Linked DNA regions of Homo sapiens: all the other regions are linked to region 1. The links are chromatin loops, found by intact Hi-C in ENCODE. Cell type or tissue: ovary. All regions are shown on one strand.

Region 1 (8,000 bases):
TCCTTCTCTACTTTCTCTCTCTCTCCTCTTTCCCTCTCCAACTCTCCTCTCTGCCTCTCTCTGACTGGCGGATCCATTCCTCCAGGCAAGCCGTCCACACAATGGTAGGACCACAGTGACAGGCAGCTCTGGCCACCAGTCCCTTACTGCTTCATACCCACACAGGAATGAAGACACCCCACACACACATCCAGCTCCACCTAGAGAATCCCAAGGAAGGCATCTCACTGGTGTGGCGCCATTGTGTGTCCCTGTCTACATGGCTAGGAGGTAGATTACAATGAATGGCTCAGCCAGTCACCTGTTCACTTCTGAGGGCTTGGGTTGACACGTGGAAGGGATACTAGGTGCCCAGGATGTCTAACTAAGCTGTACACTGGGTATACCACAACATTTTGATCTAAGCGGGAAGACGTCGACAGGCCGACAGGTTCCAGGTTTCAACACTCTCCCGGTGCTCATGGTGGAGGGGCACGCCGGGCACAAATGGGGCTCAGCACAGAGGCTGGTGCCCGAAAACAGGGCCCCTGAGCTGAGCCTGAGTCTGTCTTCCAGAGGCAGCGGATGGGGAAGGGCATCACAACAAGAGGGAATGGAGTGAGCTGTGGCTCAGAGGCGTGGGGTAGAGATGAAGCGTGGGAGTTTACCAGACAGCAGGTGAGGATGGAGAGGCCCACAGAGCACCATGTCCAAGGGTCTTGAGTGGATTTTGTCCTACTGGCGGCAGGGACTGGCGAGGTCAGGCAAGCCCTTTGAGAGCTGCCTCTAGCTACTCTGGTGTTATGAGTTTGAGTCTCAGTGGGTGAGAGCTGGTGCCAGTGGGCGAGGGGATAGAGAGGAGAGGTTACGAACACAGTGCTGACAAGGGGTGGGGAGTGGAGAGAGGAGATGAGAGGCATCCTCCAACCCCAGCTGGGAGTCCTGAGAGAAGCAGGCTTGGGCAGGAGGAGCTGAGGGCCCACTTGGTGGACTTTAGGTGCCTGAGGGGGCTCCAAATGGATGTGTCCAAGGGACAGCAGATCTATGAGGCTGGGCCTCAGTTTCCCCAGCTGTCAAATGAAGAGCATAGGCTGGGCTATCTCTAGGATTGATCTGCAGCTTTTCCTGTAAATGTGTCCATGAACTTGCAGCCATGAGGCAATGGGTGGAGGTGTGCCTGGTACACTGCAAGGCTCCACGTGGTGTGGCTACAAGGGAAAAGCAGCTAATCCTCCAGCTCCCGCTGGAAGACTCCGGGAAGTCCTTCTTGGTGTTGTCTCGTCTTTTGTGTCTCCTTGGCATGTGGAAGGGCGGTTCCAACAGATTTGGGGACTGTTAGAAAGATGAGAAAACATAAAACTGAGTCATCCCTAAAACCAACCCTGTGAGTTATGAACTGTTACAATTTGACCACTGTATTAGTCTGTTCTTGCATTGCTAGAAAGAACTACCTGAGACTGGGTAATTTATAAAGAAAAGAGGTTTAATTGGCTCACAATTCTGCAGGCTGTACAGGAAGCATGGCTGGGAAGGCCTCAGGAAACTTACAATCATGGCGGAAGGCGAAGGGGAAGCAGGCTCGTCTCACATTGTAGGAGCAGGAGGAAGAGTGCAAGGGGGAAGGTGCTACACACTTTTAAACAAGGAGATCTCGTGGTAACTCACTCACTATCATGAGAACAGCCAGGGGGAAATCCGCCCCCATGATCCAATCACCTCCCGTCAGGCCTTTCCTCTTCCCACATTGGGGATTACAATTGGACATGAGATTTGGGTGGTGATCTGGTTTGGCTGTGTCCCCACCCAAATCTCATCTTGAAACGTACTCCCATAATTCCCACGTGTTGCAGGAGGGACCCAGTGGGAGATAATTGAATCATGGGGGTAGTTCCCCCATGTTGTTCTCATGGTAGTGAATAAGTCTCATGAGATCTGATGGTTTTATCAGGGGTTTCCGCTTTTGCATCTTCCTCATTCTCTTTTTGCCTGCTGCCATCCATGTAAGATGGGACTTGCTCCTCTTTGCCTTACACCATGATTGTGAGGCTTCCCCAGCCACATGGAATTGTAAGTCCAATTAAACCTCTTTCTTTTGTAAATTGCCCAGTCTCAGGTATGCCTTTATCAGCAGGATGAAAACAGACTAGCAGAGGTGGGAACACAAATTCAAACACTGTCAGCCACTATGTGAAAACCACTTTTCTCAATATCTAAACTAAAAAAGTAAAACTTGAAGCATTACAGCCAGGAGTGCCCTACCACCCCCACGCCCCTCAGCCCTTTGAGTCTCTGAGTGTGTTTCATTAAAGAAGAATGGTTAAGAGTGTGCCATGGGGGGTCACACAGACCTGGGTTCAAATCCCACCTCTGCCACTTACTAGCTCTGGGATCCTGGGCAGGCAGCCTGAGTCCCCATCTCTGCAGGTGTGAAGCAGAGATGGCTCACAAGCTTAGAAGATATAACGCCCGGGACATCTCAGCAGAGTGTCTGGTATATATAATGCTCAACACACGTCAACTATTGTTACCCCCCCGGAAGGAGACAGCAGCAACAGGTCAGAATATGCTGGGTGACACAACTCAGGTGGGACGTCTCAGAATCTGGAACGTGGGTTCCTGGGAACTAAGACCCTCACTTGACAGGTCAGGCCAAGAAATGGGCCTGTGTGGCCGAAGGTCATTTAGGGATTGCAAAAGTCTACCCTCAAAGGTCTAAAAACATGTGCAACCAGAGGAGGCTATTATGCAATTTCACTTTTAATTAAAAAAAAAAAAAAGGATGGCTGGGTGCAGTGGCTCACGCCTGTAATCCCAGCACTTTGGGAGACGGAAGTGGGTGTATTGCCTGAGCTCAGGAGTTGGAGACCAGCCTGGCAAAGTGGTGAAACCCCGTCTCTACTAAAAACACACACACACACACAAAAAATAGCTGGGCGTGGTGGTGTGTGCCTGTAATCTCAGCTACTCGGGAGGCTGAGGCACAAAAATTACTTGAACGTGGGAGGCGGAGGTCGCAGTGAGCCAAGATTGCGCCATTGCACTCCAGCCTGGGCGACAGAGCGAGACTGGGTCTCAAAAAAAAAAAAAAAAAGAGAGACAGAGAGACAGAAAGGATGACAAAAGCATTTAAAGGAATCAATATGGAAGCTTGACATCTATGTAATGACATTTTATGCTGGCAAAGAAATTTATTTTCTGAAAGAACTTCCACAACTATTATTAAGCAAGAGAATTCTTCATGAGGAAGTTTTTAAATTGTGAAGTGTTCTTAACTGGTTGTATATTACTACCATCTGCTACTATTAGTAACAGTACCAGTACTAGCAGTAGTGATAGTAGTAGTAAGAATAATCATCGCATGTCCTAAGGGCTTTATGTACAAGATCTCACTGAATCCTCCCCACGGGTGAGTGAAAAACACTAGCTAGCATCACTCTCATTTTACTGATGAGAAAACTGAGGTTTGGAGAGCTTCCACACCATTTCTGCTGTGTTGAATCTTCCCGACAACTCTAAGAGGTAGGTCACCTATACAGAGGAGGAACCTGAACCCACAGAGATGTCAGTAGATTTAGCTAAGGTTACAGGGTGTGGTCTGAGAGCAGACCTGCCGGGTCCAGGGCCTCTGGCTTTCCCAGTGCTGAGGACTGGGGTCGGCCGCTGGGGTTGGGTCCGAGAGGGTGTACCTGGAAGGAAGCAAGAGGGGAGCTTCCTTCCCTCCTCTTCCACTGAGACCTGTGTGAGGCGTCACCAGGGGGAGCCAAAGGGCCCCAGGTCAGCCACTCTGGGCCCCTGACGACTGCCATCCTACTGGTTGGACCAGCTTCCCCACCGAGGCACAGACGTGGAGGTGGGCAGGACGGAGTAGGCAGTTGGATTCACTCTCAAGACCCTGTCAAATAGCCAAAGATTTGGCTTAAATCCTCCTTTGGCTTATTGTTCCTTTTTCCTGGAGCAATAAGAATGATCAGTTAAATGATGTCTGCCTTGTCTCTTTGTTCGTTCATTCACTAATTTAGCAATAATTTCTTAGGCCCCAACTAGGAGCTGTGGCCTCAGATATAGATCAGCTGCAAGCCCTGCCCTCGAGAACCCCCAGTCTAGGAGAAGACAGAGGTAAAACCCAGAGCGAGCCAAGCTCTGATGAGGTAACTCCAGGGGACTGCGGAAGCCCAGAGGAAGCCTCACACCCAGCTGGAGGCAGGGGTCAGGGTATGGGCAGAAGAGGAGGGGTGGGCCCTGTGAAGAAGGGAAACCAAGGGTGCTCCTGGCAGGGGAAAGGGTGCAGGCTCTGGGGTGTGAAAAATAGGACAGCTGTGGGGTTCCCTTTGCAGCAGTTTGGTGAGGCTAGGGACCGTTAGAAAGATGACAGAACATAAAGCTGAGTCATCCCTTACATCCCAAAGGGGTAAGAGATGACTTGTTTGCAACACAGAGAGCTCATAGGTCATTTGGAGGTGACAGGAGCCATAGTGTGCTCCCTGCCAAAGTCACTGTGCAATTCAGCAGCCTTCGGCCTCCACTATCCCAGCTTGGCATCCAGAGGTTCCAAGCCATCCCGTGCTGGAGGCCTGGCTATGGGTTCCCACCTGCCAGCCCACCGCAGTGCAAAACAGACTCATCCGTTTCTGCACGCAGCCCTCCAGCACATCACTGTCATGTGCATACAGTGCTCTGCAGTTTTCAAGATGCTTCCAGAACATTCTCTGGCTCACTTATTCAGTCCTCGCCTTCACTCATGGACCTTGGCAGATTCTCTATTTGTTCTTCTCATCCATTAGGCAAATATCCTCTTTATGTTCTGTGTCTAGCCCAGGTCACCTGTCCTAAGAGGCCTCCCTGACGGCGCCCTGGGGCAGAAGTGACCTCCTCTTTCTCTGCTCCACAGGCCGCCTCCTTTCCTTCACCTGTGAGGGGCTTACAGGTGTGTCTTCTCTCCATTTCCCTCCTCCTCTGCTCGCTGAGTCCTCCACATAGACAACAGCTGCCTAGAAGGAACCACTTTCTCTCTGCCTGCACACCTTAGAGGGTGATAATTCACCAGCAAACTTGACCTGAGCAATCGCTTGGGGGCAGGCTGGGGACTACAACTTGGTACAAGGGACAGCTACCTCTGGGCTGAGGGGTCACAGAGTAACCTGCCTCCATTCCTGCCTTGATTTGTGGGGATGGAGCCTGGAAGAAGCTTCTCTTGCTGCCATCAAGCTTGAGGGGCACCTGGCTAGGGCTGGGCGGGGGGGTGCCTAATGACCAGGCACATTAGAGGGCATTGTTTCAAGTAGGTCAGAGCCCCCTGGAAGAACCTCCCCCACCACCTCACACTGCTTGCCCTGTTGCCCAATGCACAAGATAATATGTGGTTCTGAGGGAACTCCCCACCCCCTGCAGAAACTCAAAGCTACACAATTGACGGGGACAAAATAAAGCCTGTCAACAGCATCTCCCAAATTAAACCAGCAGCCAGGAGCAGCCGTGCAGACCGAAATGTCTGGAGCAATGGGGTGGGGGCTCAGTGGAGACAACAGGCAGCGCTTCCTTCTTCTTTGGGCATCTCTGGACCCCCCACACCCCCGATCCCCATGTAGGGGACCCCTTGCCTCAGCCACCAGGCCCGTGCCACAAGCTGATGTGAAGTCAGATGGGGTGTGAGAGCTGGCTGGACACAGATTTAACCTTCCAGGGCTGAGGAGCTCGTCTACGGTAGGTTGGATGAGGGCGTGAAGAAGCATGTGTGAGCGTGTGTGTGCTGGAGGGTGTGAGGGTGTGAGGCTGTGTCTGAGTGATTGCACGTGAGAGCATGTGTCTGCATGTGTGACTGTGTGTGTGTGTGTGTGTGTGTGTGTGTGTGTGTGTGTGCGTGTGTGTGTTGGGGGCAGGAAAGGGAGCTGGTGTGGAGGGGCTCAAACTGGTGCAGGCAGAGTGGACAAAAAGAGAAAAGAGTTGTCTTTGAGTTGGGCCTGGAGAGCAGGAGAAGAAAAAAGGAGCTCTTATTGGTGGTTGTCAAGGAGATGGGCCTTGGGGTTTGCTGAACTTTCGTCCCTTAAAGCGTCCTGCCTGGAACTGAGAGGGGCCATTTATTTCCAGCCGCCCGTCCCTCCCAGGCCCGGTGGGACCAGACCCGAAGCCAACCCTCGCCAGGCGTCAGGTGTAGACCCCAGGCCAGGCCAGAGCAGTTCCTGGGTCTTCGGACCGGGATGCCCGCCCTGCCCCTCCTCCTGGCCCCGCCCGGTCTGTCACAGGGGGAGGCCTCGGCCTCGCATTCCGGGCAGCGAACTTCGCCGGCCGAGGTTAGCCCCGTGCGGGGGCCTCCCGCGGGACCGACCGCCAAGCGGCATTGTCCGTCCCGGGCGCCCGCCCGGTTCCAGACGCAGGTCCTGCGGCCGCCCCGTGACAAGCACACTGACGGGCCACTGTCCTTTGACGAGTGCTAAAAAGTTCGTTTGTTTTGAACGTCAATTTTCAAGTGATCTTCACGAGGTTTCCCCTCCCGGTTCCTTCGCTGCTGCCTCGCCCGCACTCGGTCCCCAGTAGGTGCTCAAGAAACGTCCAGCAAACGGCAGCGCAGGCGAGTCTGCTCTGCGCGCTGGCGCGTTTCACTGCCCACGGATGGCGGGCGACCTCACGGGATCCCCGGTTCGCAGGATCCCCGCCCCCGAGGCTGCCTCTGGGCCGGGAGGGGTTACCCCAGAGGGGCGTCCACTCTCGACGGCGGGGGCCGGGGCGCCGCGGGCAGGGGAGGGCGCAGCCTCCAAGCAGCCCCAGCCTGGCCTAGACCCCGCGCCTAGCGAGCCGGCCGGCCAGGCCCACACCCCCCACCTGCCGCCCGCCCCAGGGGAAGGGTCCCCCCGACGACGCCCGAGCCCCCCTCTTCCTCGGAGGGCCGGAGGCCGGCGCCCATTGGCCGGCCCTGGGCGACGCCCCGCCCCTCCGACGCCACGGGCCAATGAGCGCGCGCTGTCAGCTCATCAGCCGGGCTGGCTGGGCGGCTCGGGAGCCCGAGCGGTGGCGGAGCGGCGAGCAGCGAGCAGCGCCTGCGGGAGCGGCCGGTCGGTCGGGTCCCCGCGCCCCGCACGCCCGCACGCCCAGCGGGGCCCGCATTGAGCATGGGCGCGGCGGCCGTGCGCTGGCACTTGTGCGTGCTGCTGGCCCTGGGCACACGCGGGCGGCTGGCCGGGGGCAGCGGGCTCCCAGGTAAGCCCCCGACCGAGGTGGGGGGCGGCGGGCGCGGGGGGCTCGGGCGGCCGAGGCGCGGTCCCGGAGGGCTTCTTCCCCGCGGATCCCGAGCTCGCCCCGCGCGGCCCCGCGCCCCCTGCCTCTTTGCAAAGTAACTTCTAGGGCCGGCCCGGGGCGCCCCCTCCCCGCAGCCCGGGCGGCCGGGGCTCCTGAGTCCGGCGGGGCCGCACCAGGGGTGGGTGGGCCGGGGCCCCGGGAGGGGAAGCGCGAGCGCGGGAGCGAGGAAGAAAGGCGGCGGTTCCCGGGGACCCCGCGTGCGGACCTGGGCGGGGCGGGACCCCGAGCGCAGAGGGGCGCTCCTCCTGGGAGAGGGGGCGCGGGGCGGGGCGGGCGGAGGGGGACACGCCAGGAGGTGGACGGGGAAAGGGACGGACCGAGAGACCGGGACGGGGCGGGAGGTGCGGGACAGACGGACAGAAGAGCCGGCGCCGAGGGAGCAGACAAAAGGAAGCCCGGAGAAAAGACAGATGCGGAAGGGTAGAGAGGAGGCCCGCACCGCCCGGGGAAGGAGGAGGAGGCCGGTGGATCAGGGGGAATCAAGAGGGATGGTCCCACCGATGATAAGGGAGAGAGAGAGGAGGAGACGGGGGACAGATGGACGCCGCAGAAAAACGGGGTTGGGGGGGGCGGTGAGAGGGAGACCGGGAAAGAGAGAGGGACAGAGATACCTGGAAAGCCGCAGACGAGGGACCGGGACCGTCTGACAGGACGGGGAGGAAAGACAGAGGGAAGGAAGGCAGAGGATCCGGAGGACAGACACAGGGAGGAGAGTCCGGACGCGGGACGTC
Region 2 (8,000 bases), 57 kb after region 1:
CGGCTGACATTTGAGCTTGCCAAAGAATAATGGCCTCGCTGTCGGCCTCAAAGGCAGCCGTGTGGTGTCTTAGGTGGTAAAGTGGTCTGTCGTCCATGAGTCTAAATAGGACCTGGCTCAAATCGCTCCACAGCCAAGTCCTCTCCCAGTTCAGTGCAGGTCACCAACTCTTTACCTTTTCACATCCTTTTGGTTCCAATAGTAAAAGATGTCTATGTTAAAAAGAAGTGTATCAAAAGCTCAACACCGAAGAGTGTGTGTGTGTGTGTGTGTGTGTGTGTGTGTGTGTGTGTTAGGGACCGGGGATTGGCTAGAAGCAGCCAGTAGCTCACGCCGCCTTTGTGGTTTTATATATTTGCCTATTAAAATGACAATACAGACATGGAACATTAAGGTTTAAGAAGCCCTTCTTTCATTAAACAAACTGACAGAGCAGGGGGTTATGACTCTGGTAATTGAAACACGCTGTTGTGCTCAAGACCAGAACTCCATAAAGACTGTTTTCAGCCAATAGCGCCCTTTGTGCCAGCGGCCTCTGGTCAGAAATGAGTGTCGGCCCTGAGGTCTGCCTCTCCCCGAGAGTGGGAAAGACCACTTGGCAGCCTTCCACAGCCATCTTGGCAGCCGGAGGTCAGGGCCTTTTCTTAATAAAAACCTCCTCATTCTCGGAGTTTTTGAAATCAGTTGCAGGGCACAGAGCCTTGGGGCACTGTGCTGTGCTCCAGCCTGTTATCGTGTTGTGCTGCTGATGGTAAACCTGAGCTGAGTCAAGAGACGGGGCTCGTGGGGTTGCAGCTGGCAAAGCTCCATGTGTTGGGGACAGCTGCTGCAGGCTGCTGTGTCTTCCTAGAGTGGGGGGTCTGGCGACGTCACTGAGAGCTGAGGTTTCAGGGTCAGACCACCGGGTTTGAATCCTGCCTCTGCCACTTACCATACGTAGGACTTTAGACAAGTGACTTTGCCCCTCCGCACCTAAGTTTCCTCATCTATAAAATGGACTGGTACCTGGATCTGACTTACAGGGTTGCTGTGAGAATTAAAGGAATTAATACAGGTAAGATGCTTAGAACAGTGCTGGGCACTCAGACAGCACTGTTGAGTTGGAGTGAGCTAGCATCATAGCCACTGGACTCTTTCCAGGACTTGCTCTCGGGAGTACCACCGTGCAGCATCACCATGGAGTCCCGCTGTACCAGTATAGCACAGCACGATGGAGGCCCACCATGCCACTGTAGCGCAGCGCCATGGGAGCCCACCGTACCACTGTAGTGCAGCGCGATGGGGGCCCACCGTGCCACTGTAGCACAGCCTGATGGGGGCCCACTGTACCACTGTAGCACAGCAAAATGGAGACCCACTGTACCACTGTACCACTGTAGCACAGCGCGATGGAGACCCTCCGTACCACTATAGCACAGAGCGATGGAGGCCCACTGTACCACTATGGCACAGCACAATGGAGGCCCACTGTAGAGTGCCACCATGGTGCAGGGCCGTGGAGGCCCACTGTACAGTATCACCATCACACAGCACCAGGGAGGCCCTCTCTGGAGTCCCTCCCTTCAGGGCCATGTGAGGAAATTCACTGCATCCCTGTCCCGCCAGCCCCTCATGCCCTGCTTCCAACTTAGGTGTGATCTCTGGTCCCCTTCTCTTCCTTTTCTCACAGATGTGGACGAGTGTCAGGACAATAATGGTGGCTGCCAGCAGATCTGCGTCAATGCCATGGGCAGCTACGAGTGTCAGTGCCACAGTGGCTTCTTCCTTAGTGACAACCAGCATACCTGCATCCACCGCTCCAATGGTGAGTACAGCCTATGCTGACCAGGCATGTCCCCCCCCAGGATGGGCAGCCCCCAGAGTCCCCTTCTCCACATCTCAATTCTGGGGCCCTCAAGGTCAAGGCAGGGAATTTTGGTGGTAGTCTGAATGACTGTTTTGCACGTCTGGTATTGGTTCTGCATGGGCCTCCTTCCAGTTCCTTCCCTCTACCTGCTACACTAGGGCTGCGGGTGTTTCTCGTGTTTATATGTGGGGCCGCAAGTAGCACATGTGACCAGAGGAGCTGTTTTCCTTTCTGAGTTGGGGGCTGGCTGTGGCCAGGAAGAGTGGGGCCCCATTCTCCATGGGCTCCTTCTCCAAAGGGGGCTTGAGGCTATCCAGGCTGTGTGCCAACTTCTCTGTCTCCATGAGCCTGGCAGCACCAGCGACTCCCTGCTGCATGTTCATTGGGTTTCCCGCCAGGAGAGGGTCCTTGTGGTCGGGCGCCTGCTGTTTGGAAGCCAGGCAGTGTGGCAGGCCAGCCTGGGGAGGTGCAGAGGGCCCCAGGAAGACACCCCACCAGCTGGAGCACTAGGTGGCAGACCCAGGCTGAAGTGGAGCCTGGCCACCAGCCAAGCCCAGCAGGCAAAGGAACTTGGTGTTACGGCATCAGTGGTCAGATCCTGGAGTTTCGGCTCAGGGCAGCAGAGCTGTGAGGTGGCGGCAGAGCTGTCCAGAAAGCCAGGACACATGTGCTTGGAGGAGAGAGCCAGGACACATGTGCTTGGAGGAGAGAGCCAGGACACATGTGCTTGGAGGAGAGGGCCAGGACACATGTGCTTGGAGGAGAGAGCCAGGACACATGTGCTTGGAGGAGAGGGGCTTCCAGGCAGAGAACAGCTTTTGCGGAGGCACATCTCTTGCTTAAGATAATGCAAGGGCAGGCATCTGAGGCAGGGCTGTGTACCAAAGCAGAGTGTGCTGTGAGGGCAGGGCAGGAGCCAAGGTTCCCAGGGCCTGGCTGTCGTGAGCTGTCAAGGGAATAAATGTAAGGAAGAAGGCCAGAACTGCCCCAGTTCAGGCACGCCCCCATTGCTGACCCTTAACAAGGAGGAGGCGCTGGAGGCTTGCGGGCATAGAGGGCGTTCCTGGGAAGGTCGCCCCTCTCTGGTACACAGCACCTGCAGAAGGCTCAGAGAGGGGCTCACGCTGAGAGATGGGGAACCAAAGGGCACGCACTGGGCTCCAGGCCAGCCGGACCCTGTGTGAATCCAGCTCCTCCTCTCCCACGCTGGAAGCCTTCCCATGGGCGGCTCTACTGACTGCTCCCCAGATTCCTCGCCTGCAAAATGGGGAAGTGGTGTTACCCGGCAGGGCGTTCAGAGATGGAGCAGGACCATGGGATGAGGTTCCAGCCTCCCGTGAGCAGGCAGGAGGCTGTGAGGTGTGAGTCTGCCAGCCCAGGCATGAGTTTCATTAGAAAACAGTTCCTGAGAAAGTGAAAGCAAAAACATTTAAAAAGTACTCAGGATAATAAAGTGGAAATACTCGAACAGGCTCCTTAGAATTCTTAGTGTTTGTTGCCTCAAAGGCAGGACGGGCCTGCTAATCATGGCTCTGTGGTGTCCCCAGAAGAACAGAAAGCCCGAGCTCCGTGGCTCCTGGCACTTGCTGCTGTCACATTGTCCACACTCCACCCAGGTGGCTCCCGGGCATCAGGAGTTTGTTTTGCGCCTTGTAAGACCTCCCAGTTGTGGGCTGTGGGGCCAAGCTGCCCACGGTGGAGGCAAACCCTATAAACCAGGACTCTGAGCCCAACAGGTTGTATAAGAAGCAGATTGATGGGGACAGAGTGAGCAAGTGCGGGGAGGGGCCTCTGCTTTCATCCAGGGAGGGGAGTTCACAGAGTGACTGCTCTGAGCAGGCTGTAAAGTCCCAGGCCAGGGTGGCGTGAGCCTCCTTTTCAGCCAGGCTGTGTGTGCTCTGTTCCTTTGAAGCCCGGCTTTCTCCCCAGCAGGACTCCAGGTGGAGCTGAGGCCCCTGGTTGAAAGAAGGGTGTGCTGTGGGCAGATCACACCCGCAGCCACAGCCTGTTTGTTACAGGTTTGGCCTGTAAGCATCTGCTGTGCTGAGGAGGTTACAAACCTTAGCGTCCCCTACAGGACTGGGGTTGGGGAGGGGATGACGTGGGAGCAGCGACAGCAGGGGCTGCTGGGGCCACACGCTTACTCTGAGCCAGGCACGGGCCTGAGCACTGCCCAAAGACAAGCTCACTCCACCTTTGCCACTGCCCGGCGAGGCTGGGTTGTGACGCTGAGGAAGGCGAAGCCCAGCGAAGTTAGGGAAGAGGCAGAGCCAGGATCTGAGCCAGGCACGCTAGCTATGGGGCCCGCTCCTTGGGAGGTGATGCGGTGTGAGAGGAAAGAAACGGGTGGTGCAGCAGACGGTGCTGGAGCTGATGAGAAAGCCAGGTGGGAAGCTTGTGGGGAATGTGCCAGGCTGGGCGCGTGCAAAGGCCCTGGGGTGGGAATGGGCACGTGAAAAGCTGAACAAAGGGTGGGACGAAGGAGCAGAGAGCACGAAGCGGGAGGAGCCCGAGGCGGGGAGGTGGGGGCTGGACAACATGGGGCCTGGTGGGCTGTGGCAAGAGTTTGGATTTTGGGTGGAGGGCAGCTGTGGGAAAGCTGGTTGAGCAGAGGTAGGAAGTGATGCTTAGGGGAGAGGGGAGGCCATCTGGGAGAACGCCAGCACTTCCAGGGGCTGGCATCTCATAAATTGTGCAGTGGCTGGTGTTGGGTGGGACCCTGGGCACACATGGCTCACTCCACCCAGATGCCCCAGGTGGTCAGATCCTGATTTTTCAGGAAGCCAGGAGTCCAGCTTTAACCAGAATATGGATTTGGGGGCCTCAGTCCCAATCTGCATTAACCAGCGTGTCGGTTAAAGAAGTGCCTTCTCTCCTTACGATTTTTGTGTGGCCTCTCCTGATTTTTTGATCTGGGCAATGAAATCAGTCCAAAAAACAACAGATAACTTATCAGATTGCTCTCGAACGACAAGGTGCAGCATTCCAGTGGGTTTCCACGGCTGTGTGGAAGTCCTGAAGAGGGCAGAGCAAGCACACAGCACAGTGGTCAGCGGCCCATTAATGCCCATTGGGGAGACAGGGACCTGGGGACTGGGCAGGTTGTCTACCTCTCTGAGCCTCAGTCTGTTGTGACAATTGCCCACCATTAGTGTCAACTGCAATCATGATTGTTATAGCTCAAAATTAGAGCATGTCAGAGGAGCTAAGACTCAGCTTGTTTTGCAGACAAGTGACCTCTGATTCCCATAGCTCCTGGGAGGGCTGAAGGAGACAGAGCCATTTGGCAAATTAGATTCCCCCTATCACCTGACTCTTCCTCATGCCTGTCCAGCTCTTTGGAGCCTACCCCTGAACAGGGAGAAAAGCACACAGGCTGGTTTTGATTAGATGGAACCAGATGCATGAGAGGGGTTGGCCCAGGTCGGTCCAGACTCCTGGCTGAGAAACACAGGGCTCAGCCCGTCTGAGTGGCCCTGCTTTCTAGGCGCCAGAGCACACCCTGGGCCAAGGCATGGCTGCGACCCTGGCTAGGCTTGGGAGGATTAGGTTCTCAGCTCCAGCTCTCCATGTGGCCTCTGCACAGTTACTCTTGCCTCCTTGGGCCTTTTCAGCTGTAAAAAGGGCCTAGCTGTCGAATTTTCCCCATTCGCGGAAAACTGCTCTGGTCAATCAAGGGCAGCACCTGTCCTAGGAGTAGCGACTGATGCAGGCAGCTTCTTCAGGTCTTTAGAACACAGGCTTGATTTGGGGGACACACACAGGCTCCTCCTCTGTGCCCACACTGGGCAGGAGGGAGTCCGAGATGTTGGAATCTGGCCAGTTTCCCTCCACTCAGCACTTCCGAGCACTGCTTCTGGCCCCATGATAGCACCCCCTACCTCCCACTCAGCCCTAGCCCAATAAGTACTGACAATCCCTCCTCTGGCCACAGCCCCAGGGGCCCACCCGCTGCCCCCATCACACACCCTTGTGCCTGGTGTATCTAGAAGGCAGCACCTTCAGGCTCTCTCCCTCTCCCACACTGCTCTTCTTGTCTGTAACTTCTGACGGATTGATGCCACAGGAAGATGTGGCCTCCTGGAGGAACTGTCTCCTTTTCTCTCAATGTAGAATTCTGACCAGAATCGATCCGGGAGTAGAAAGGGTTCTGGAAGGCCTCAGTCTTACTAGCTACGTGAATGCAGGTCACTTGTATTTACCTGCTCATTCATTCATTCATTCATTTATTCGTGTGCCAGGTGCTCTGCCAGCCCCTAGGATCCGAGGCATGGTCCACTGGGAAGCTTTCAGCCTGGACAGGGGATCACATGCTAAGTAGGGGTCCTAAGAGTTCCTGTACAGTCATGAGCTGAGGGGAAACGCTCTGGGGATTCTATGGCTTTGGTCTTCTCATCTGAGCAGCAGAGACGTTCGTGACATGGTCTCCTCCTCCACCTGGTGAACTGTTGCTATTCCGAGGGTCCAGCACTGACACTGGGCCTCACTGGCTGCCAGCAGCTTTGGGTTTGAGATGCCACTGGCCCTCCATGCAGGAGGCTGTCCTGCAGGGCTCTGCTCTGAAGCCTCATCAGACGCCGCCTGTGGGCTGGCCTCAGCCTTGGTGGAAGGCACCAAAGTGAGAGGAAACGTCGCATTGTCTCCATCATTGTAGGAGACAGCACAGGCTCACAGCGGGGCTTCAGGCCCAGTGGCCTAGGCTGGAACCCCAGCTCTACCATGGACCATCTCGTGACCTTGAGCAAGTCACTTAACTTCTCTGTGTCTCATCTGTAAAATGGAGATAGTCATAATACCTGCTTCGTAGGGTTAAAAAGGTATTGAAAAGACAGTTTCAATAAACACGGGCTCTTATTCATGTGATTTGTGACAGATGAGGAAATGAGGCCCTGAGAGGGCAGGGCCTGGCCCAGGGCCCCACAACAAGCCGGCCGCAGAGTCAGGACCTGGAAGCTCTTGGAACGAGGCTCTGCTGACACGTGCCAGGTGCTGCACAGGAGCCTGTTCATTCAGCAGAGGGAGAGGGGAGGGAGAGGATCAAGAGGCCAGCTTTGTCCTCGACAAACTAGCGAGCTGGTGGTCCTTGCACCCAGGTTCATCTGTGCACAAGGTAGTACATGCCAAAACCTGAGGCCCAACAAGATGGCCATCGTCCCTCATTCATCGGCTGAGCTCCCGCACCTATTTGGCCTCGGGGCAGCCCTCCAGGGTGCCCAACCACCCATCCTTCCTGCGGAGGTTTGAGTACACCTGCAGAGGTGTCCCTGCTGGGCACAGGTAATCAGGAGTCACAACACAGAGGGAGCACCAGGGCCCTGCTCCTCACCCCGCCCTGTCTACTGACAGCTCCCGCACTTAGTCCCCTGTGAGAGTATCCCACCCACTGGACAGCCCATTCTGAGCTGAGCCCTCAGGGAAAACTGTTGGGCTCTGCCTCTTCTGTGCCCCAGTGGCCACCTCTGTCCCCCGCCCCCTATTGTTGCTGGCGGCAAGCTCCAGAAAGTGGTTTTCTGCCTCATGGTGCTCGTGTCCCTGCAGCTTGGGAGCTCCCTGTGGGCAGGGACTATGTTCCCCACATCTCTGAGTCCCACTGCCAACTTGGGCCTTTGGAAAGGACAGAGAGGGGAAGGAAGAGAGGAAGGTGGGCGTGGGCAGAGCCAGGATGGGTCTGGGAACAAGGCAGGGTGGTGAGCAGTTCAGCGTGGACACTGAGGAGCGTCGGGACAGCACTCAGTTCACAGCGCCCTCAGGTCGTGCTGTTAGATATTGGTCAGTGTGGGCTGGTGGACCATGTGGTTGGGCCAGGCAGGGGGCCAGACAATAGGGGTCCTCTATTGATGAGAGCCCCCATTTGGGAGAAATGAGGCCACGTGCACAGAAAGCCTGCTGTGCAGCTGCTCTGCTGGGGTTTTATGCACTGGAACAGGCCGTGGGGCAGCCTGAGGTTCTCCCCGCAAGGACTGCATGAGTTTACCCAAGTGCGTTTCACCTTCTGGTTAACGTTCGGAGTTTGTTTAAACACGTGCATAAATACGTGTAGGAAACCGCATTGCCCTCCCTCCACAGGCATTCCTCGTGGGTCTCGAGCCCACTGTTCACAAAGCTCAAGACTTGGCATCAAGAGTGATGTTGTCCTACAGCCAGGGTCAGAGGT
Region 3 (8,000 bases), 120 kb after region 1:
TTGTGTGCGGAAGGTGGTGCTGGCTGCCTGGTGTGGGGCGGTGGGGTGGGAACCCAGGAAGGAGCGGAAGGGCAGAGAGGTGCAAAAGCTGCACCCCAGGGGCCATGAGCCCAGCACCCCCTTCACTATATCCTGAGGTAGTGTGAGGAGGGGGCTTCCCTCCATCCTGACCCCCAGGCAGCCAGCTACACCAGCCCGGGCCTCAGGCAGACATGCCTCCCTCTGCCTGTCTGGTTGCTATGACAGCCCCTTAGCAGACAGGCCCAGATGGGGCAGGGGATGGGGCTGGGGGCTCTGGAAGGCCTGAGGCTCCACTGAGGAGGCAGGAGTGGTGAGAATGATCACGTGCTGCCCCTGTCTGCTTAGCAGCCTCAGCTCATTTCAGTTTGCTAAGGATGCTGGGAGAGGCGATGCTAGGAGAGGCACCATTTAGCAGCCCAGTTTGCAGATGGGATCCTAAGGCTCAGAGAGGTGCCTTTCCCTGCCCAGCATCACACAGCCAACTGAGGCAGAGTCAAGATGGGCCTCTGTTCTTCTACCTGAGACTTCTATCTAGAAATTCCCCATCTGCCTATAATCCCGGGGCTCGGGGGGAAGGAATGATAGAGATTCCTAAGCCTCCGCCCTGGACCAGCACAGCTGGGCTTCATATCTCTTTCTTGGTGGCTGCAGGGCCAGCGTGATGTGCTGCAGCAGGCCCGTCTTTGGGTTCGGATGGTGCTGGCTGAGAGCCGGCTCCTGCGTGTGGTGCTGTGACCTCATCTGTAAAATGGGAGCCTGCTGTCTGGGTTGTTTTGAAGGTCACACGAGATGATACCAGAAAGTACATGCCATGTCCCTCCCCGAGGCTCCCAGAGAGCCATGTGGGCATCCAGCCCTGCACTCCTCTAATATTCTTGACCAGAAATTGACCTCTAATAGCCTGGTTTTGTCATCACTGGGGGATGTTGCCTGGGAACACTGCTTTAGGACTTTGGGCAGGTATGGAGTCCAGCCTGTTTGGTTTGAAGAAGAAAAAGTGAGAGCGACATGGGCCGGCCTGAGGTCAGAGTAGCAGTGCCAGGAACAAGTTGCCTCTACGGGGCTCAGTGCCATCTTTAAAGTGGGGGCAGACTTACCTTCTGTACAGAGCGGTGCCAGTGACACTGGACAGGGCCCTTCAGGTACCTGGCTCAGCAACCATGCCCAGGACGGGCTCTGCAGATGCTGGAATCTGCGTCTGGCAGGTCTGCTGAGACGTGGCTGGTGACCAACAAGAGCTGATCTTCCCATTGTCCTCCTTGGAAGGGCCTCTTCCGCTACCTCCTTTTTGCTTCTGCAAGTCAGGGTGAGACCACCGTCGTGAAAGGCAGCACTGATTATTATTATTATTTTGTTTGAGATGGAGTTTTACTCTTGTTGCCCAGGCTGGAATGCAATGGCACAATCTTGGCTCACCGCAACCTCCACCTCCTGGGTTCAAGCGATTCTCCTGCCTCAGCTTCCCGGGTAGCTGGGATTACAGGCATGCGCCACCACGCCCAGCTAATTTTGTATTTTTAGTAGAGATGGGGTTTCTCCGCGTTGGCCAGGCTGCTCTGGAACTCCCGACCTCAGGTGATCCGCCCGCCTCAGCCTTCTAAAGTGCTGGGATTACAGGCATGAGCCACCGTGCCCGGCCAGCACTGATTATTTTTTTAAGCCACCCTGCAGTGTAGAAATAAAACCTCTTATTTTTGTTACTCACTGCTGGAGAGAGTCTGGAGGGGGTGGCCAGCATGGGGGCCTGGAGGTCGGGACCCAGGAGGAATTTGGGAGTAGCTGAGACTGTGTCCCTTGGAGAAGAGGCCCCTTGGGGACAGGGACCTCTAATGGCACAGAATGCCAGGCTGGCCCAAGGCCTAAGGGCAAAGCCCAGATGGGCCCGACAAGGGAGCAGGAGCATGGGGGCTCACAGGGGTCAGGGCTGTGTTTAGGGTGAGGAAGACATCTGTGAGGCATCGGCCAGCAGGCCATGCTGGGAGGGAGAAAGTTTCCTGTCCCTGGAGGTGTGCAAGCAGAGGCTGACTGGCAGAGTTGCTCAGGATGGCATCATTTATTACACGGGATCGGGCCAGGCAACCTTCGGAGCATACTACAACTCATTCACTGTTAAGCAAAGAAGCAGCTCAAACAAACAGGCGGGGAGTCAGGCTGGGAAAGGGGGGAGCGTCAGGCCCGCTGCATAGCCCAGCTCCCCACTTACCTTTTGAAGCCTCTTGAACCAGGTGCTTTCCCTCTCTAAGCCTCAGTCTACTCCTCAAACAGAGGCAAAAACACCTACTTTTTGAAAAAAGTTTCTTGAGCGCTGACCAAGCACCGGCACCGTGGAAGTGTTTTTTCACCTAGTCCTCGTGATATCCTTCAAAATGGGTGCACTTCCTGTCCTCGCTCTGCAAGCAGGAGACCAAGGCTCAGGGGTCCGGGAGCTTGCCGAGGTCACCAGAAGTGGTGCCTGCCTGCTCCAGCCTCCCTGCTGGCCAGGCGGCCTCCCTGAACCTGCAGAAGAGAGGACATGGGAGAGTCGCTGTCCCTGCTTTCTTGCCGGGCACAGCAGCCATCAGTTCCTCTCTACTCAATGTCTCACATCCCAGGCTTGCCAAGTCTCAGGGGAAGTGGTGAAGCTTGGGGAGCTGGCCCTTCCCAGTACAACCCAGCCCCGACCCTGACCCCTGCGAGACAGGGCCCCCACCCCTCTGCACAGCTGGGGAGCCAGCAGCCAGCTTGGGAAGTGGGCACCAGGCAACTCAGGGCAGTGTCATCCCCTGCCGCTAGCCTGCCGTCCCCCCGCTGGTCACACAAGCTGATTCTCCTGGCTCTCACTCCTCCATCCCCCTTGGCTCCCACAGACATCAACGAGTGCCTGGTCAACAACGGAGGCTGCGACCACTTCTGCCGCAACACCGTGGGCAGCTTCGAGTGCGGCTGCCGGAAGGGCTACAAGCTGCTCACCGACGAGCGCACCTGCCAGGGTGAGCCCCTGCCATGCCCCGGGTGGCTCTCGGGCCCAGCGGGATCGTGCCCCTTCCCCTCCTGGGCTGACACGGGCTCCTAGGAGGGGAGGGGAATGCGGATGGGGCTGGGCCCGAGGGAATGGGGTCCTTTACGACTCTAGGGGACATCCAGTCCAATCTGTTCCTTTTATTGATGGGACACTGAGGCTCGAGAGGGCTTCAGCACATGTCCCAGGTGGCAGAGGGAGCCGGTGGCCCAGCTCATCAGTTCACCCAGCCCCTCCCTTCCCAGGTGGCCCACGGGCCTCCCAGCATCGAACTCCTCTGGCTTCGGAGGTGGGATGCTGCCATCTGTTGGAAAGCGTTGCACATTGCAGGCAGGCGCTCTCAAACAATCCTCACCTGCTGGGAACAAGGATAATGAGGAGGGGTCTGGGCAGAAGCCAAGAATCCCGGCCCAGGAAGAGTCTAGTGGGATCCAGGATGCAGCAGGAGCCCAGAGGCTGGCAGTGCAGAGCGGGGTCAGGGAAGGCTACGGGGAGGGTCCGTTGGTGAAATGCCTGAGGGGTGAGTAGCGATTTTCCAGGAGGAGCCAGGGAGGTAAACCCACCCAGGAGATGGCGCTGCCGGCCTGAGGAGGTTTAGGGGACCACAAGGAACTTGGTGGGGCCGGATGAGGCCATGAGGAAGGAGACAGGTACCCTGTGGGCCCCACACTGGGAGAAAGTGCAGGGGGTGGGGCACCCCATGTAGCAGGGCAGGGGCTGTCTTTCCCTGACGATTATCCAGCTGTGCTCTGGTGGTTTTTTGCCCACGGGGTACCAGCAGTTGCGGGCAGCATGTGGCCTTGTCTGGGTACCAGGCTGTGCTTCTGCCTGTCAGTGCAGCTCAGGGGCTGGCACGGGGCAGGGTGAGGCCCTGAGGAGCGAGGGCTGTTCTCCCACAAGGTCCCTGAGGAATGTAAAAGCAGGAGGCTGGCGAGAGTAGGGCCAGGGCCTGCCGTCCTCAGAATCATGTGTGCCCCAGGCCAGCCGCTGCCTTCCCCAGGCTCAGCCTCTTCGTCCCTGGACGGGCATCCTGGCCCTGTCTTCTCCTCAGGGCCTGAGGTCTAGACAGGAGCACAGTGTCTGTCCAGGCCCTATCAGGGTTCTTCTGACTTTGACTTTGTTTCTCTGTTGGCCTTGCCAAGTTCTTCTGCAGAGGGCTGAGGAGAGCCCTTGACCTTGCATCCCAGCTGCCCCCTGAAAGAGGCAGGCGGCTGTCGAGGAGGAGGTGAGATCGCTTGTGAGGCCCTGTCCTCACCCGCCCCACCCCCACCTGTATCTTTTCCACCCCCTTCCAGGCTCATCTTTCTGAGGCCTTGGGGCTCTGGGCTCCACAGGTCCAGCAGGGAAGCGTCCATGCTCCTTTGCTTGGCACTCAGGGGACCCCAGACACCACCCCAGTCCCCCTTGGGCTCCACACAAGTGGACCTGCCAGGGTGGCTCCTAGGAGGGGAGGGGAGTTCAGATGGGGCTGGGCCCAAGGGAACAGGTGCATCCCCTGGGCACCCCATGCTCTTACCTCCTAGCCACTGCCTGGAGCACCCTTCCTCCACATTCATTCGCTCATTCCAGGCTGGTCCCATCCTTCAGATTTTAGCCCAGGTGCCGCAAGTACCCGGAGGTCCCAGATCCTCCCTGGGAGGGAGCACACTCGCCTTTGAGCACCATGCACAATTTCTTCCTTGTGTTAGTGGTTTTATAAATACGCGTATATTACAAATATTTGTGAAATTACATGAGCTAATGTTTTCAAAGAATGAACTCTTAACTGCTATGCCCAAGGAGGGGCAGGTTGGCGTCTGTTTTGCCTTCAGGGGTCCCCATCAACTGTCCCATAACAGCCATTTTCCTCAGAATTTATGGCCAGGACAGACTTGTCTCCAGTCAACATGGTGGTTCATTTTTTCCTTTCCAGGAACAAACACCCCATGACCTTCCCTCTTTCCCTTTTTACCTTGGCTGCCAGGAAGCTCATCATCACATTTCACATTCTATCAGAGCTCCCTTTTTGACCTTTATGGGTGGCATATTTCCTCTTCTCTTTTTACCTGTGTGGTTTTCCTTATTTTCTCAAGAAACATCATGGGGTGATGGGGAAAGATGCTTTGGTCAGCATCCAAGAGGCCTAGGTTTATGTCCCAAGTCAGCTGCCTCCCCAGGGCCCTGGGGCCAGCTGCAGTCCGTTTCCTGCAGGCGTGGATTCAATGCCTCTCTACCACTCCTAATTGGAGCTGACTGTGAGATAGTAAAATGGCAGAGATTCATAATAATCCCTTCCATTCACAATGTTTCTGCCCTGCTCGTCTCCAGAAAAGACGTGAGGTGGCTCCCAACCCAGAAACAGAAGGCTAATGGAGACACAATGGAAAGTCGAGCAGCAAGGAGTCTCCCATTTCCTGTGGGTCGGTGCTGTGCTGCGCCTGCGCCCAGGGACTGTGTGTCCACAGATGTGCCTTGAGTGACTGAGAGTGACAGGCCGTGCCCACCCACCACTCCCTCAAACTCCTCCCCCAACTTTGTCTCCCTGTGGCCACGCAGACATCGACGAGTGCTCCTTCGAGCGGACCTGTGACCACATCTGCATCAACTCCCCGGGCAGCTTCCAGTGCCTGTGTCACCGCGGCTACATCCTCTACGGGACAACCCACTGCGGAGGTCTGCAGCCTGCCCGCCAGGGCCACCTCCCCCCCGAGGCACGCGCCTGGCCGCACGGCCACCTACACTGCACCCCGCATCCCAACCCTGCCCTCAACCCTGGGGGGCCTGAGGCCTCAGCAAGGATGGGGACTCCTGGGCAGAGGGGCTCAGCCAAGGACAAGTGAGGCAGGGCTGGGGAGACAAGGGGTAGCAGGGAACGGTTAGAGGTGGGTAGCAGGTCTCTGCCAGTGCCAGGCCTTGGCCAGATGGGCACGGGGCTGGAAACCCCATTTACTAGAGAACTCGGGCCAGGAGCGGGGGCACCAATACATGGAAATTCCAGACAGCTCGTTCCAGGGAGGCTCACAGCAGAGAGGGGCAGAGTAGAGGGGCAATTCGGGATCCTCAAGGGGGAGTGTTTGGCTGGGGGTAGGGAGGCACTCCAGAGGGATCCGCATGAGAAAGCAGTGGACAGAAGGACCGAGAGGCAGCCACAGGACTGGAGCCCACAGGAGGGAGCTCAGAGGAAGATGCGGATAGGGGGCGCCATCCCACCATGCAGGCTGCGTGAGCCCGCAGGGGAGTTGAGGGTTTATTCCCAGTCAGATGAGAAGCCTGTGGAGGGTTTAAGCAGGGGTGTGATATGGTCAAGTTCATGGAACTAGATGCCCCAGTGACCACATGGAAAGGAGAGTGGAATCCAGGGTACCACTGGGAAGACAGCTCCAGGCATGGGAGCATGCACTGCTGGAGCCGGGGCAGGGTGGGCAGCGACGGAACAAAGAGGAAGATTCTAGATGTATTTAGGAGTCAGAGCCAGGCTGCTGGGACTTGGTGTTATATGGGCATGGTGGGTGAAGATTAGGAAGCCAAGGACGGTCCCCCTCTCTCTTCCTTTTCTGTGACCTGGGGGTAGCCACACTCACGATGCCAGGCCACTTGAAGATCAGACAGGGTCAGGCAAGAATGTGATCAGGACATAGCTGGTGCTTGGGCTTCTGGAGGCGGGCTACAGATTCTTCTGGAAAGACTCTCGAAAACTTGGGCACCCCTTCCCTGGGCCTGCCGAGTGCAGGCAGCTCAAGAACTAACAGAATGTGGGGCCCAGCCCCTTCCCCCAGCTTCAGCGGGTGCTTTTGGTCAGAGGAGGAAAGGCCTTAGCGGTGACCTCTTTCACCCTGGTGTCTGTTGTACCACAGGGGACCCGGGGCTAGAAAAGGGCTTGTCCAGAGTCCCACGGTAAAATCAGTTTCACAATCCCTGGAGCAGTGCTCATTCCCTGCGCCACAAAACCTGGTTGGGTTGGAACTTTAATCGTGTGCTACCTCCTCTGCCCCCTAGCCTGGGGTGCAGCTGCTTGAGTTCAGAAAACCACCCAGGTTCCTGGGGGAAGGGACGCTGGGGTCTGTGAGGAGCCTTATAAACCCACGCGTGTGTGTGCGTGTGGCGTGTGCACTGCTCATCTGCATCCCGTGATGCTGTCCGACTCGGTGGGGTCAGGAGATTCTTGCCCTCTTGCCCTGGGTGGTCCCTTCCCCTGCCAGCCGCCAGCCGCCAGCCTCCCCTCTGCCCTTACGCCCGCTGTGCTTCCAGATGTGGACGAGTGCAGCATGAGCAACGGGAGCTGTGACCAGGGCTGCGTCAACACCAAGGGCAGCTACGAGTGCGTCTGTCCCCCGGGGAGGCGGCTCCACTGGAACGGGAAGGATTGCGTGGGTAGGTGGCCGCCCTGTGCTGCTGGCCCCTCCCCTGCACCTGGGCTTGGATGGGAGGGACAGTGGCTTTTCTGAGGTGGGGGTGAGCAGGACAGCCCCTCCCTTTCCTCTAGGCCTTGCATTCCCAGGCAGAGGTTCTCTGCTGTTGGGGTATGGCTGATGGGAATGAGGACTTGCAGAAAAGGAGGGGGTCCCAGGCAGAGCATGCCAGTGTCAGCCAGAGGCACTGCAACAGGGACCTGAAGTGGGGAGGAGGGCACAGAGGAGATCTGCAGGTCCATGTGCAGCCCAGCCGTGGGGCACAGGGACCCTGCTGATGTCTCCATAGAGCTGGAAGCTTAGAGGGAGTGGGTGTGGAGGCCTCTCCTCTGGTAGCTTCCCCTTGTCTTGCTGAGGAGGCTGAGGGGGAGGAGGAGGGTCACTCGGGGTGCAGCAGCCTCAGTGGGGCACAGTTGCAGGGGATGTGGCAGTGCCTCCTGGAAAGCCCATGGTCCCTGCCCCCTCTGCAGGCATGCTCGCAGCACTGGGTGCCCCTAGGCTGAGTTCTGGACGGGCCCCTGCGTTCCCTGGTTCCCTGTACATGGGACCCTGTCTGGGTGCTGGGGCTGTGGGCCTGCCCTCCTGGAACCTCC

Evidence for each region. Peaks named below come from ENCODE experiments on the same cell type or tissue, not always from the same donor. Only the 100,000 strongest peaks of a DNase experiment are listed, where the experiment ranks them.
Region 2: it touches region 1 in a loop (1.8-fold over the local background); 10 of 110 quality-filtered maps call a loop at or near these places.
Region 3: it touches region 1 in a loop (4-fold over the local background); 53 of 110 quality-filtered maps call a loop at or near these places.

Annotation. Positions count from the first base shown.
Region 1 is chr22:43,342,344-43,350,343 of GRCh38, reverse strand. It overlaps SCUBE1 (signal peptide, CUB domain and EGF like domain containing 1), which reads left to right and starts at 6,972. Exons shown (of 22, transcript NM_173050.5): 1 at 6,972-7,170. The coding sequence starts at 7,083. RefSeq lists a silencer at 3,685-3,830. In ovary, a CTCF peak has its summit at 3,775 (motif pointing right); DNase peaks (open chromatin) are centred at 3,723, 6,325, 6,923, 7,678 and 1 weaker place; H3K4me3 peaks cover 1,812 bases; H3K27ac peaks cover 702 bases.
Region 2 is chr22:43,284,850-43,292,849 of GRCh38, reverse strand. SCUBE1 (signal peptide, CUB domain and EGF like domain containing 1) reads left to right here. Exons shown (of 22, transcript NM_173050.5): 4 at 1,670-1,804. Among named protein-coding and RNA genes, the nearest start is that of SCUBE1-AS1, 13 kb to the right of the region's middle. In ovary, no CTCF peak of the experiment used is centred here; DNase peaks (open chromatin) are centred at 2,416, 2,919 and 3,139; H3K4me3 peaks cover 719 bases; H3K27ac peaks cover 3,273 bases.
Region 3 is chr22:43,226,743-43,234,742 of GRCh38, reverse strand. SCUBE1 (signal peptide, CUB domain and EGF like domain containing 1) reads left to right here. Exons shown (of 22, transcript NM_173050.5): 8 at 2,868-2,990; 9 at 5,555-5,671; 10 at 7,247-7,369. Among named protein-coding and RNA genes, the nearest start is that of SCUBE1-AS2, 18 kb to the right of the region's middle. RefSeq lists a silencer at 3,206-3,500 and an enhancer at 7,745-8,000. In ovary, a CTCF peak has its summit at 3,332 (motif pointing left); a DNase peak (open chromatin) is centred at 3,324; H3K27ac peaks cover 2,096 bases.